2 separate regions of the Homo sapiens genome follow, and region 2 is linked to region 1. The links are chromatin contacts, found by Hi-C or POLR2A ChIA-PET in ENCODE. All regions are on one chromosome and are shown on one strand. Each heading gives the region's core, a stretch centred on a gene start or an enhancer-like site at or near the end of the contact. The rest is flanking DNA. Distances are from core to core; before and after follow the strand shown.

Region 1 (5,944 bases), core at 1,108-3,607:
GTCTCTACTAAAAAATACAAAAATTAATCAAGCGTGATGGCACACACCTGTAATCCCAGCTACTCAGGAGGCTGAGGCATGAGAATCGCGTGAACCTGGGAGGCGGAGGCTGCAGTGAGCCAAGATTGCACCACTGCACTCCAGCCTGGGTGATAAGAGGGAGACTCCGTCTCAAAAAATCAATCAATCAATAAAAGTCTCAGTGAGCTAGGAGTGAAAGGAAACTTCCTTAATTCAATTTTAAAAAGCTGTCTGGAGCACAGCAAAGTTCATTGTCAATGGCAAAGTATTATAAAAGCATTGCTATTAAAGTCAGGAAATAGGCAAGGATACCTACTGCCACGGTTACCTTAAATTCATGTCCTCTCAAATGCAATGAGAAATGAAAAAAAAAAAAACGTAGAAGGTATAAGCATTGGAAAAGAGAATCTCCATCTCCTACTATCTGTAGCTTAGCTGATTACCTACTTAGAAAACCCAGGCGAATCCACTGAAAAATTACTCCCGTCCCAAAAGAGGGCTATGGGTGGACCTAGCTTTTGGATCTGCACCCACAAATGCATTTGCTTACTTGTTTTTCTTTTTTTCTTTTCTTTTTTTTTTTTTTTGAGATGGAGTCTCGCTCTGTTGCCCAGGCTGAAGTGCAGTGGCGTGATCTCGGCTCAATGCATGCTCCACCTCCTGGGTTCAAGCCATTCTCCTGCCTCAGCCTCCCGAATAGCTGGGACTAGAGGCGCCCGCCACCATGCCCGGCTAATATTTTGTGTTTTTAGTACAGACGGGGTTTCACCGTGTTAGCCAAGATGGTCTCGATATCCTGACCTAGTGATCTGCCCGCCTCCGCCTCCCAAAGTGCTGGGATTACAGGCCTGAGCCACCGCACCCTGCCGTTATTTTGTTTTTGAAACAGGGTCTCGCTCTGTCTCCCAGGCTGGAGTGCAGTGGCATAATCTCGGCTCACTGCAACCTCCGCCTCCCCGGCTCAGGCAATCCTCCCCCGTCAAGCTCCCAAGTAACTGGGACTACAGGCACTCGCCATCATCCCCAGCTAATTTTTGTGTTTTCTTTGGTAGAGACGGGGTTTCATCGTATTGCCCAGGCTTGCTTGCTTGGTTTTCTGATTCCCTAGAATGCGGCTTCTCAGAACCCCTCAGCGCTCCCTGCTCCAAATCTAGGCGCCTGGGTGAGGCATTCAAGGCTTTTCTGGGTCTGTCCAGTCTGATACTGGATGCTGCACCCCTCTGATCTCAGACAGTCAGCTCCCTCACCTCCCAAATATGCCACCCTCAGAGCCTCAGTCCCCTGGAACCTCAGCTCCGAATGCCTGCCATCCTTCCCAGGACCGCTGAACAGGGGGGCCAGGAAGGCAGATGGGAGGACTCAGGAGGGGGACCCAGACACCAGAGGCCTGGGCCAGGAGGCAGGGAGGCCCAGTCTGAGCGGATGAGGGGAGGGACACTCGAGAACAGGATGGGGCAGGGCCATCCCTACCTGATGGTGTCCTCCAGGCGCCCCTCCCCCAGGAACTGCAGGAACATGGCCTGGAGGTCGCTCCAGTAGAGTCTGCCCTGGTGGAAATCCAGGTCAGGCTCATAGTTGACATCCTCACTGACCACCAACACAGAGTCTCCGCACGCCTGGCAGGACCCTCGGAAGGCGACGTAGCCCAGTAGGAAGGCTGGCGGGTGGCAAGATGGGGATTCTCTTTATGCCCACCTCTGGACCCCAGAAATCTCCCCCAGCCCAAGCCCTTCACTTCTGGGGAGGGGGACGGCTCTCACCCCCAGTGAAGATCAGCAGGGCCGTCAGGACCAGGTAGGGGGCAGCCCTCCGTCCTGCTGCCGCCCAGGGAATGAGGTTTGGCTGCCTGGGTCTAGAGCCCAGGGGCTCAGGGCCCCTCAGCTCCATGGGGCAGAAGTGGGCCAATGTCTCCGCCCCCTCCTCCCCGTCTTCCTCTTCCTCCTCCAGGTGCCCTTTCCGGGGGCCTTCCACACGCTGGTAGACGGTCTGAGAGGATCTTGGGGACAGTTGTTGCTGTGCAGGCGAGGTGGGCATGAGATTGGGGCAAGAGGCCTGGGGGGTGGGGAGGCATCTGGCAATAATGAGGTCAGTGACTTGGGGGTGTCAAATGAGCATGGTGGTGGGGGCGTGGGGGAGGGGCAGGGGTGGGAAGAAGCGAGGTCAGGACACGGTCCAGGAGGGGCCAGCCTCAGGGGCTTGGGAGGGGGCTGAGGGACTTAGAGAGAAGGCCTAAGGGGTCTTCCCAATCCCACTAGTCTTACCGCTCTCTGGAATAGACCCCAAAGCCGCTCCATGCTTGTGTCCCCTCCTGAAGCCTGCAGGCTGTCCCCCAGCGATAAACCGATAAACCGTTTGTGGGAGCCCTAGGAGGGCCCCTTATCAGTCCTGGCAGGCAGCCTGAACCAAGGCTGCTCCTCACCACCCCCAAGGGTGGGGGCACAGTCCTGGCCTCAGTCCAGCCTTCCAGACGTGGCCCCCGGGTCCAGGCCAGAGCACAAGGGGCTGTGCTCTCCCCTGCCAATCTCTCCACAGCCCCACGCCTGCCTCCTCCCTGCAAAACAATCAATTTTTTGACCTTGGGGCGGACTTTGGCCTCCTAGTTCCCATCAGGGGTGGGGGAAGGGGGCCGATAGTGGGGGAGGGCAGAGACATGGGTGCCCCCTCCCCTCTCCTGCTTTTACCCCTCCCTGGATCCTGGGGACCCCTTCCTAAGCCCCGCCATGCCCAGGTGGAAGATTCACCCCTAAGACATCTGCCCCTTCCTCATCTGGCCTTCAGAGTCCCCCAGTGCCCCGGTCCTGTGACATATCAGCTGTCCTCCCTGTCCTGACACTTGCCCCAGTGGCATTCTAAGCTGGAGGCACCACAGTGGTGTGACTTGGGGGTCTGGTCTGGTGGTGTGCATGTGTGTCTCTTTTGAAAGGTCGTTCTCAGACTCCTGCTGGCTGCTGGAGAAGGAGGGGCACAGGTGGGAGCACATGGTCAGATGAGACCAGCGAGAGCTCCCAGATAGGGGTCCTGGGGTCAGGGATATGTGGGTCAGTGGGGAGGAGTGATCAGAGTCCCCGCCAAGGTGTGGGCAGAGCTGGGTGACCCTGGACAAGTCATGGTCCTCCCTGGGCACCGGCCCGTTTGGTCACCGAAGGACTTGGATCACATGGGTTTCTACCTCTTTGGGTTCTGAGGCTGATGAAAGGCCAGTTAGCCTCACCCCAGAAACATGTCACAGGCATAAACTGCTAAACAGGCAGGGGGCGCAGGTCCCCAAACCCTTCCGAGGGCCCCAAGACAAGTAGCTCTGAAGAGGAGGGCTCAGGGTCCCACCAAGTTTCCCTTTCGGGTTTCCCCTGGGAAACATCAGCTCCTACTCAGGTCCAGAGAAGTTCCGAGCTGCTGGGATGCACCAGCGCCCTAGTCCCCGCCCCATGTCTGTCACCACCAAGAGCCCCAGGAAGGAAGGCATAGCGCATCTCACCTGAGCGCAGGTCCTGGGGTGCTCAGGCGTGCTGCTCCCCTGAGACCTAAGGCCTACGCTGAGGCCCCGCCCACCAGGCCCCACCTCCTGTTCCGCCCATCCAGGCTTCACCTCCTGCTCCACCCACCTCCTGCCACACTCACCCCAGGCCGTGCCCCTCCACTGCACCCTGCAGCCCCTCCCACCTCCCACCACAACTGTTAGCCCCCAGCAACTCCCCCAACCCCCGGTCCTCGTCATGTGGCCCTCCCTGGGTCACAACCCCTAGGAAACCTGAGGAATCCATGGCCCCTGGGGCTGTGTCCCAGCACCCACTGTGGGATCGGCATGGGTGTAGAAGTGAGACTCCCTCCCCTCACCTCCCTCCAGACCCCTGTGCCCACTCCCCACCCCACGGAGGCCAAACTTTTTTTTCTTAAAACATTTTTACTTCTTTCAACCCAGAAACATCACCATTAATGAGGACAAGAGGGAAAGGAGGAGGGGGGCAATGTGGCATGGGGGTTAAGGGACTTCCATCTGAGCTTGGGAGCAGGTGTGTGGGGAGGAGTGCCATCAGGGGCACTTTCGCTCCACGCACTGCTTCCCGCCCTCCTCATATTCCTGCTTGGAGATCCACATCTGCTGGAAAGTGCCCTGGGTGGAGGGGGTAATATCAGGGTCAGGGTGGCCTTGGAGGGAGGTGTGGACAGGCAGGTGCAGCCCCTGGGAATCCTCCAACAGGCCCCAACCACCCCTTGGGTTCACATCCCTCTGAAGCCCCTCCCCACCTCATCCTCCCCTCCTCGGTCTGTCCCCTTTCATATTCAGAGGGAGAGTATCCTCTTCATATCATTCAATCAATAATTCATTCATTCAACAAGTATTATTGAACAGCAGTCTCTGCCCTGAGCTAGGCCCTGTTCCTGAGCTGGGGGGATGGCACGCACAGCCCCAGGCCAGGCAACCTGCACCTGGCACTCAACACCCCCTACACACACACAGTCCTTCCCCACCAGGTGTCCTCTTCTCACTCCATCAGGGCTTTGGAACACCGCCAGTCTCCCTCTTTCCCAAGGAAGATATTCCCTCCACCTCACCATTCCAACACTGTGGCACCCCATCTGCAGCCTTCGGCATTACAACTTGCCCCTTGAGGGTTCCTGCAATGAGCATCTCAGAGTGTCCCTTCTCTCTATTTTTTTAAAATTTTAATTTTAATTATTTTTATTTTTATTTTATTTTTTTGAGATGGAGTCTTGCTCTGTCGCCCAGGCTGGAATGCAGTGGTGCGATCTTGGCTCACTGCAGCCTCCGCCTCCCAGGTTCCAGCGATTCTCCTGCTTCAGCCTGCTGGGTAGCTGGGATTACAGGCGCGTGCCAACACGCCCGGCTAATTTTTGTATTTTTAGTAGAGACAGGGTTTCGCCATGTTGGCCAAGCTGGTCTCAAACTCCTGACCTCAGATGATCCGCCCGCCTCGGCCTCCCAAAGTGCTGGGATTACAAGCGTGAGCCACCGCGCCCAGCCTAATTTTTATTTTTTGTAGAGATGGTGTCTCACTATGTTGCCCAGCCTGGTCTCAAACTCCTGGGCTCAAGTAATCGTTCCACCTCAGCCTCCCATAATGTTGGGATTACAGGCGTGAGCTACCACGGCTGGGCTTCTTTGATCTTTCTCAGCCTACACACATGTGCTGTCCAATGCAGTGGCCACTAGCTTCCTGTAGCTCACCAGCCCTGGTCCAAATTGAGACGTGCTCTAAGTGGAAAATACACACCCAATTTTTTTGGGTTTTTTTTGAGACAGGATCTTGCTCTGTCACCCAGGTTGGAATGCAGTGGCACAGCTCACTGCAGCCTCAACCTTCCAGGTTCCAGTGATCCTCCAACCTTGGCCTCCCAAGTAGGTGGGACTACAGGTATGCGCCACATTGCCAGTTGCTTTTTAAATTTTTTGTAGAGATGAGGTCTCGCTTTGTTGCCCAGGCTGGTCTAGAAATTTTGGGCTCAAATGATCCTCCCGCCTTGGCCTCTCAAAGTGCTGGGATTACAGGTGTGAGCCACTCCACTTGTCCAGGATATATTATTAATACTTAATTTCAGGCCGGGCATGGTGGCTCACACCTGTAATCCCAGCACTTTGGGAGGCCAAGATGGGCAGATCACTTGAGGTCAGGAGTTTGAGACAAGCTTAGCCAACACGGTGAAACCCCATCTCTATTAACAATCCAAAAATTAGCCAGGCGTGGTGGCTCACGCATGTAATCCCAGCTACTCGGGAGGCTGAGGCAGAAGAATCGCTTGAACCCAGGAGATGGAGGTTGCAGTGAGCCAAGATTGCTCCACTGCACTCCAGCCTGGGCGACAGTGAGACTGTCTCGAAAACAAAAACAAAAACAAAAAAAGGAAAAAAACAAGAACTGTGTGGCTGACATGCTTCAGCCCTGAGCTAAGTTCAGACTGCCAG
Region 2 (5,944 bases), core at 1,016-3,515, 210 kb before region 1:
GTTGAACACTAGTCAAGTCCACACGCAAGTACACAGAAGCCTAGTCAGGAAAAGGTGTGTAATGCAAATTTTGGTGTGGAACTTGGAGTCTGCCTTCCCTCCCCAGAAAAACCCCGTAGACGTTTTGGGCAGAAGGCTAACTTTTTGGTTTTTGTTTTTCTGAGATGGAGATTTGTTCTGTCGTCAGGCTGGAGTACAGTGGTGTGATCTCGGCTTACCGCAATATCCGCCTCCCAGGTTCAAGTGATTCTCCTGCCTCACCCTCCCAAGTAGCTGGGATTACAGGCACGCGCCACCATGCCCAGCTAATTTTTTGTATTTTTAGTAGACACGGGGGTTTCGCCATGTTGGCCAGGCTGGTTTCAAACTCCTGACCTCAGGTGATCCACCCGCCTCGGCCTTCTAAAGTGCTGGGATTACAGGCGCGAGCCACTGCACCTGGCCAGAAGGCTAACTTGGAAAGAGTTGACGGTGGAGGTAGGCAAAAGTGCTTTGGATCAAATGCCCAGGGACGGGCCAGCACCTTTTTTGTGCTGTGGAATCAGACTTACAGGCAATTAACAACATGAAGCTCTTCGGGGGCTTGTTAGGTGTTACTGGAACTTCGAACATACTGAGTATTCAGGTCAGGTGTAAACAGGATGGGCAAGGCTCTTAAAGGTAAAAAGCAAGGAGATAATTTCAGTAACTCAGTGCAGACAGCTGGCTTGCAAGCTCCTTGAGACAGGTAATCATGGAAGGTTTTCGTGAAGTGTGATAGGCTGGGCTCTGCATTTTGAGAGATCAGAATAAGTGATGCAGAGAACAATCGCTACCTGATCAAAAACAGGCAGTAGCTGTGGCTGAAGTCAGGGAGAGGCAGGTAAGGTTGTGAACGGAGGGGTATCTAAGTAAACCTCTAACGTGGACAGTGTTTTCCACTTGCCATGACTCTACCAAGTTCCAAAAAGGCCCCCAAACCCGACTTCCAGGCAGCTTCCAACCTGAGGCTAAGTGGATAACCCCCTAGAGAGCTTTTAACCCCATTTTAGGCCTCCAAGAAGAGTCCCATTTATTAGCAAAATTACTTTATTCTAACAAATAGTTTAACACAAAAATACGAACTAGCCCTCCAGGGATCTTTGGGGTCTACGCTTCCCATCGCCTCAGTGTCCGGTGCATGAGGAAGGTGTCCTCTGAAGGGCGGGGCCGGAGTTGAAGTCGGAGAGGGGGCAGACCGTCCAGGGTCAGGTGTGGAGATTCATAAAATAGCGTTTCTGGGTCACACAAGATGGTCATGTCTGGCCCAGGCCCAGGTGGCTCCTGTTGGGAGGTTGGGCCCAAAGCAAGGTTACACTTTGGGAGGAAGGATCCGGGTAAGGGGGTACATGGAGGAAGCCCCACGCCCAGACCCCATCACCTTTGGGTGCGGGGCTCGAGCCTGTGGCGGCAGGAGAGCCAATTTCTCCCTGAGCGCGGCATTCAGAACCTGTTCCTCCGGCACCTGCAGGCTCACCAGGTCCCGGAAGAGCCGCTTGGAGCGCGGCACGTTCAGCCCTGAGAGCGCAGCGGGGACGGAGGTGAGTGGCGCGCCTCACCCCGACTCCCGCACGCGGCCGGCCGCCCGCCCCCCTCACCCTCGGACACGCTCTCCTCCAGGCCGCAGCGGATCTGGAACGACTTTCTCAGCTGTTCCTCCACGGCCTTCGCAGCATCAAAGTGGCTCCCGGCTGCGGCCCGCAGCTCCAGGCCCAAGGCCAGGCTGCTCTTCAGCACGGGCATCTCCAGCTCCTGCGGCACCGCAGGCTGCGGCTCGGACCGCACCGGGGAGGGCGGCGTCAGGCGGAAGCGGACCTGGGAGCAGAGGGCAGGGCAGTGACCAGGTGGGCGCGAGGCCGTCGCGGGCCGGGGGCCAGCCTCCCCCGCTCACCTGCCGCCGCTGCCGAGCCGCGCCCCGCCGCTCCGCCCGCCCCTTCCGCCGCCCGGGGCTGCCGTGCCGCGGCTGAGGGCTGTCGGGCCGCGGGCTCAGGCTCAAGTCCAGGCCGGGCTCGGGCACTGGGGCTCGGAGTTGCGGGACTTGGGGCTCCGGGGGTGGCCCCGGGACCGCCGCGGCTTCTTCCCCGTCCGCCGACTTCAGCTCTGACTCCCCACAACCCATCATCATCTTTGGAGGTGCCTTGAGGGTGCGGGGATGCGGGGGTCGCAGACGCTCCAACGGTCAGGGGACACAGCCTGGCTGCCGCCTCCTTTCCCCCGCCCCTCCTAGACGCCGCTACCGGAAACCGTTAACCCTTTCCTTCGGGGGCGGAGTCAGCAGCCCCACCCACCCTGTTGTCGCTCCCAGGCGTCATTTCCCTCGCTCCGTCCCCAGGTTTCCGGCAGGCTTCCGCACTCACAGCCTTGGCACCGCCCCCAAGCCGAAGTGTTGGAAGCACTCACAGCCTTGGCACCGCCCCCAAGCCGAAGTGTTTTTGAGCTGGGGTCGGTTGAAGCCCTACGGGTCCTCATCAGGGCCACTCCTCCTCTTGAAAACTCTGCTATGGCTGAGTTACCCAGAGGAATCTTAGTCCTGCTAGCGCTGCGATGCCCATTGCCCAGTGTGTCAGTCCTCATTCTGGGGCGCCAAATGGGGCAGCATTTTTTTTTTTTTTTGAGACTGAGCCTCTCTCTGTAGCCCAGGCTGGAGTGCAGGGGCGCGATTTCGGCTCACTGCAACCTCCGCCTCCCAGGTTCAAGAGATTCTCCTGCCTCAGCCTCCTGAGTAGCTGGGATTACAGGCGCGCGCCATCACGCCCGGCTAATTTTTGTATTTTTAGTAGAGACGGTTTCACCATGTTGGTCAGGCTGGTCTCGAACTCCTGACCTCGTGATCCGCCCACCTCGGCCTCCCAAAGTGCTGGGATTACAGGCATGAGCCACCGCACCTGGCCATAAATGGGGCAGCTTTAAGGTAACGGTCCAGTGTGCCCTGACCTCCCACTCAGACCTGCACAGCATTTCCGGTGTTCCGTTGCCTCCAAACTCGGACCGGAGTTGGCCTGTATGAGTGCGGGCGAGGGTCGCCGACCCCATCCCGGACTCCCTTCTGGGACACAGCAACTCTTGCAGCTTTTTGTGACTACTTTTACCTTCGAGAGTTCCCTGAAATATTAATTTGTATAAAAAGTAGATATCTGGCACGGGTGCGGTAGCGCATACCTGCAATTCCAACTCTGGGAGGCCAAGGCGGGAAGATGTCTTGAAACCCTGAGCTGGAGACAAGCATGGGCAACATACCGAGACTCCACACCACCATTCCCAATCTCTACCAAAAGAATTTAATTTTAGCCGGGCGTGGTGGTGGTGCTCACCTGTAGTCCCAGCTACTGGGAAGGCTGAGGCGGGAGGATCACTTGAGTCCAGGAGTTCCAGGCTGCAATGAGCTCTGATCATACCACTGCGCTCTAGCCTGGGCGACAGAGCAAGACCCTGTCTCAGAAACAAACAAAAAACTCTGTATTGTGGGTTCAATGTTTTATTTTGTTTTTTGAGACGGAGTCTCGCTCTGGTGCCCAGGCTGGAGACTGTGGCACAATCTCAGCTCACTGCAACGTCTGCCTCCAGTGTTCAAGCAATTCTCCCACCTTAGCCTCCCAAGTAGGTGGGATTACAGGCGCCTACCACCACACCCGGCTAATTTTTTTTGTATTTTTAGTAGAGACAGGGTTTCACCGTGTTGGCCTCGAACTCCTGACCTCAAGTGGTTCAGCTGCCTTGGCCTCCCAAAGTGCTATGATTACAGGCAGTAGCCACTGCACCCAGCCTTGAATTCAGTTTTTTTAATTTTTAATGTCAGTGGACTTATCCTGGGCCCTGAGCTTTTCCACATAGCAGAAGACCCCTGAACTGCAGAAAAGGAAATGAGAGCTCCCACCTGCTCCTTAGGTTACTTGGGGCAGGTCCCCTCAATTCTGCAAGTCTCCTTTCATTTTTTGTGTAGAATGTAAGTGGAAGTGGGTTCAGGAATCCTTTCTTACTCTTTTTTTTTTTTTTTTTTTAATTCTCCAAACTGCTTCAAAAAGGTTCAGGAATCTTGAAGCTTTCCTGGAATTGATTGATGCTCAGTCAACAGGCACGTTTGTGTACCACTTTTCATTATGAGTTTCCACATTGTTCATTTTATCTTTCCAGGAAGTGCTGTGGAACATCAGATAGAATGGATAGCACAGCCCAAATTTTACAAAAAGGATTTTAAAGGAAGATCTCAATGGTGGAACACTAGAGGCTTTCCTGCTAAAGTTAAGAACAAGCAAGTATGTCTATTATCTCATTGTTCAATTGTGAAAAGAAATAGCGAGGTACAAATATAAATTTTTAAACTGGGAGTATAAATTAAAAATTTTTAATAGCGACATAGGAGGGAGAGAATAGAATGAAAGACAAACAGTCTTATTCCTCCAAATATACTTTGTTTTGTATATTTGACTTTGGAAATGTATGCATTTTATATGATTATATTAAAAGGTTTTAAAAAATCAGGCCAGGCACAGTGGCTTACACCTGTAATCCCAGCACTTTGGGAAGCCCGGGTGGGTGGATCACTTGAGGTCAGGAGTTCGAGACCAGCCTGGCCAGCATGGTGAAACCCCGTTTCTACTAAAAATATAAAAATTAGCCAGGCGTGGTGGTGCACACCTGTAATCCCAGCTACTTGGGAAGCTGAGGCACAAGAATCGCTTGAACCCAGGAGGCGTATGTTGCAGTGAGCTGAGATCGTGCAACTGGACTCCAGCCTGTGTAACAGAGCAAGACTCTGCCTCAAAAAGTAATAGTAAAATAAAATACAAATACAAAAAAATTAGCCGGGTGTGGTGACAGGTGCCTGTAGTCCCAACTACTTGGGAGACTGAGTAGGCCAGTCACTGGAACTCAGGAGGTGGAGGTTGCAGTGAGCCAAGATTGTGCCACTGCACTCCAGCCTGGGTGACAGAGCTAGACTCTCTGTCTCAAAAAACAAAAAACAAACAAACAAAAAAAACTAATAAATCATGCTGTATTTTACCTTAAATTGAAAAGTATCAAGACTGAGCACAGTGGCTCAAGCCTGTAATCCCAGCACTTTAGGAAGCCGAGGCAGGCAAGTTGCCTGAGCTCAGGAGTTCAAGACCAGCCTGGGCAACATGGCAAAACCTCGTCTCTACTAAAAAGTACAAAAAATTAGCCAGGCATGGTAGCACGTGCCTGTAGTCCCATAGTCCCAGCTACTCAGGAGGCTGAGGCATGAGAATCACTTGAACCCAGGAGGCGGCGGTTGCAGTGAGCCAGGATCTCGCCACTGCACTCCAGCCTGGATGACAGAGTGAGACCCTGTCACAAGAAAAAAAAAAGTTGGGGTTCGGAACAGTATTTGAGGGTACATGGATAAAACAAGATTAGCCAAATGTTGATGACTGCTGAAGCAGGATTTTATTACTATATTTTCTCTACTTTTGCATATTCTTGAACATTTCTGTGACTAAACGTTTTTTGTTTATTTAAAAAAAGAGGCTGACGCAGTTTTGGCATGCAGGAAGTGTTGGAGCTGAGACTCGAAACTGTCCCCCAGGCCTTGGCCATGCTGATAAATATCTAGGCCCTACAGGAGTTCGTGTCCATGAACCCAGTAAACGCAATTCCTCAGCCTTAAAATCTAGTCACTGACTCATTTCAGGCCCCAGCACAGACGAAAACAAGCCATTCTGTTTGCCCAGTTTACATTGCGGGTCTCCAAGAAGTGGAATGTTCACCAATGATTTTAAGAAAACAGGGCCTGGCGCGGTGGCTCACGCCTGTAATCCCAGCACTTTGGGAGGCCGAGGCAGGCAGATCACCTGAGGTTGGGAGTTTGAGATCAGCCTGACCAACATGGAGAAACCCCATTTCTACTAAAAATACAAAATTAGCCGGGTGTGGTGGTGCATGCTTGTAATCCCAGCTACTCAGGAGG

Evidence for each region. A loop is a pair of places that touch in the nucleus more often than their neighbours do. ChIA-PET counts read pairs that join two places held with the same protein, here RNA polymerase II (POLR2A). Pooled maps may share reads with other maps.
Region 2: a loop to region 1 is called in a pooled map, with 2.9 times the contacts of the local background. The contact joins the promoter of PPP1R35 here to the promoter of TFR2 in region 1. A Hi-C loop is called at or near these places in 2 of 50 pooled maps. POLR2A ChIA-PET finds 5 or more read pairs at or near these places in 14 of 52 experiments (A549, CD4-positive, alpha-beta T cell, Caco-2 and 9 more).

Annotation. Positions count from the first base shown.
Region 1 is chr7:100,639,195-100,645,138 of GRCh38, forward strand. It overlaps TFR2 (transferrin receptor 2), which reads right to left and starts at 2,358. Exons shown (of 18, transcript NM_003227.4): 1 at 2,283-2,358; 2 at 1,782-2,034; 3 at 1,492-1,678. The coding sequence starts at 2,315. It overlaps ACTL6B (actin like 6B), which reads right to left. Exons shown (of 14, transcript NM_016188.5): 14 at 3,903-4,132. The coding sequence ends at 4,052.
Region 2 is chr7:100,434,232-100,440,175 of GRCh38, forward strand. PPP1R35 (protein phosphatase 1 regulatory subunit 35) reads right to left here and starts at 2,266. Exons shown (of 4, transcript NM_145030.4): 1 at 1,910-2,266; 2 at 1,617-1,833; 3 at 1,400-1,536; 4 at 1,051-1,302. The coding sequence starts at 2,143. The coding sequence ends at 1,129. PPP1R35-AS1 (PPP1R35 antisense RNA 1) reads left to right here and starts at 2,437. Exons shown (of 3, transcript NR_187540.1): 1 at 2,437-2,929; 2 at 4,150-4,271; 3 at 5,503-5,646. RefSeq lists a silencer at 1,586-2,065 and enhancers at 2,353-2,856, 2,526-2,705, 2,857-3,359.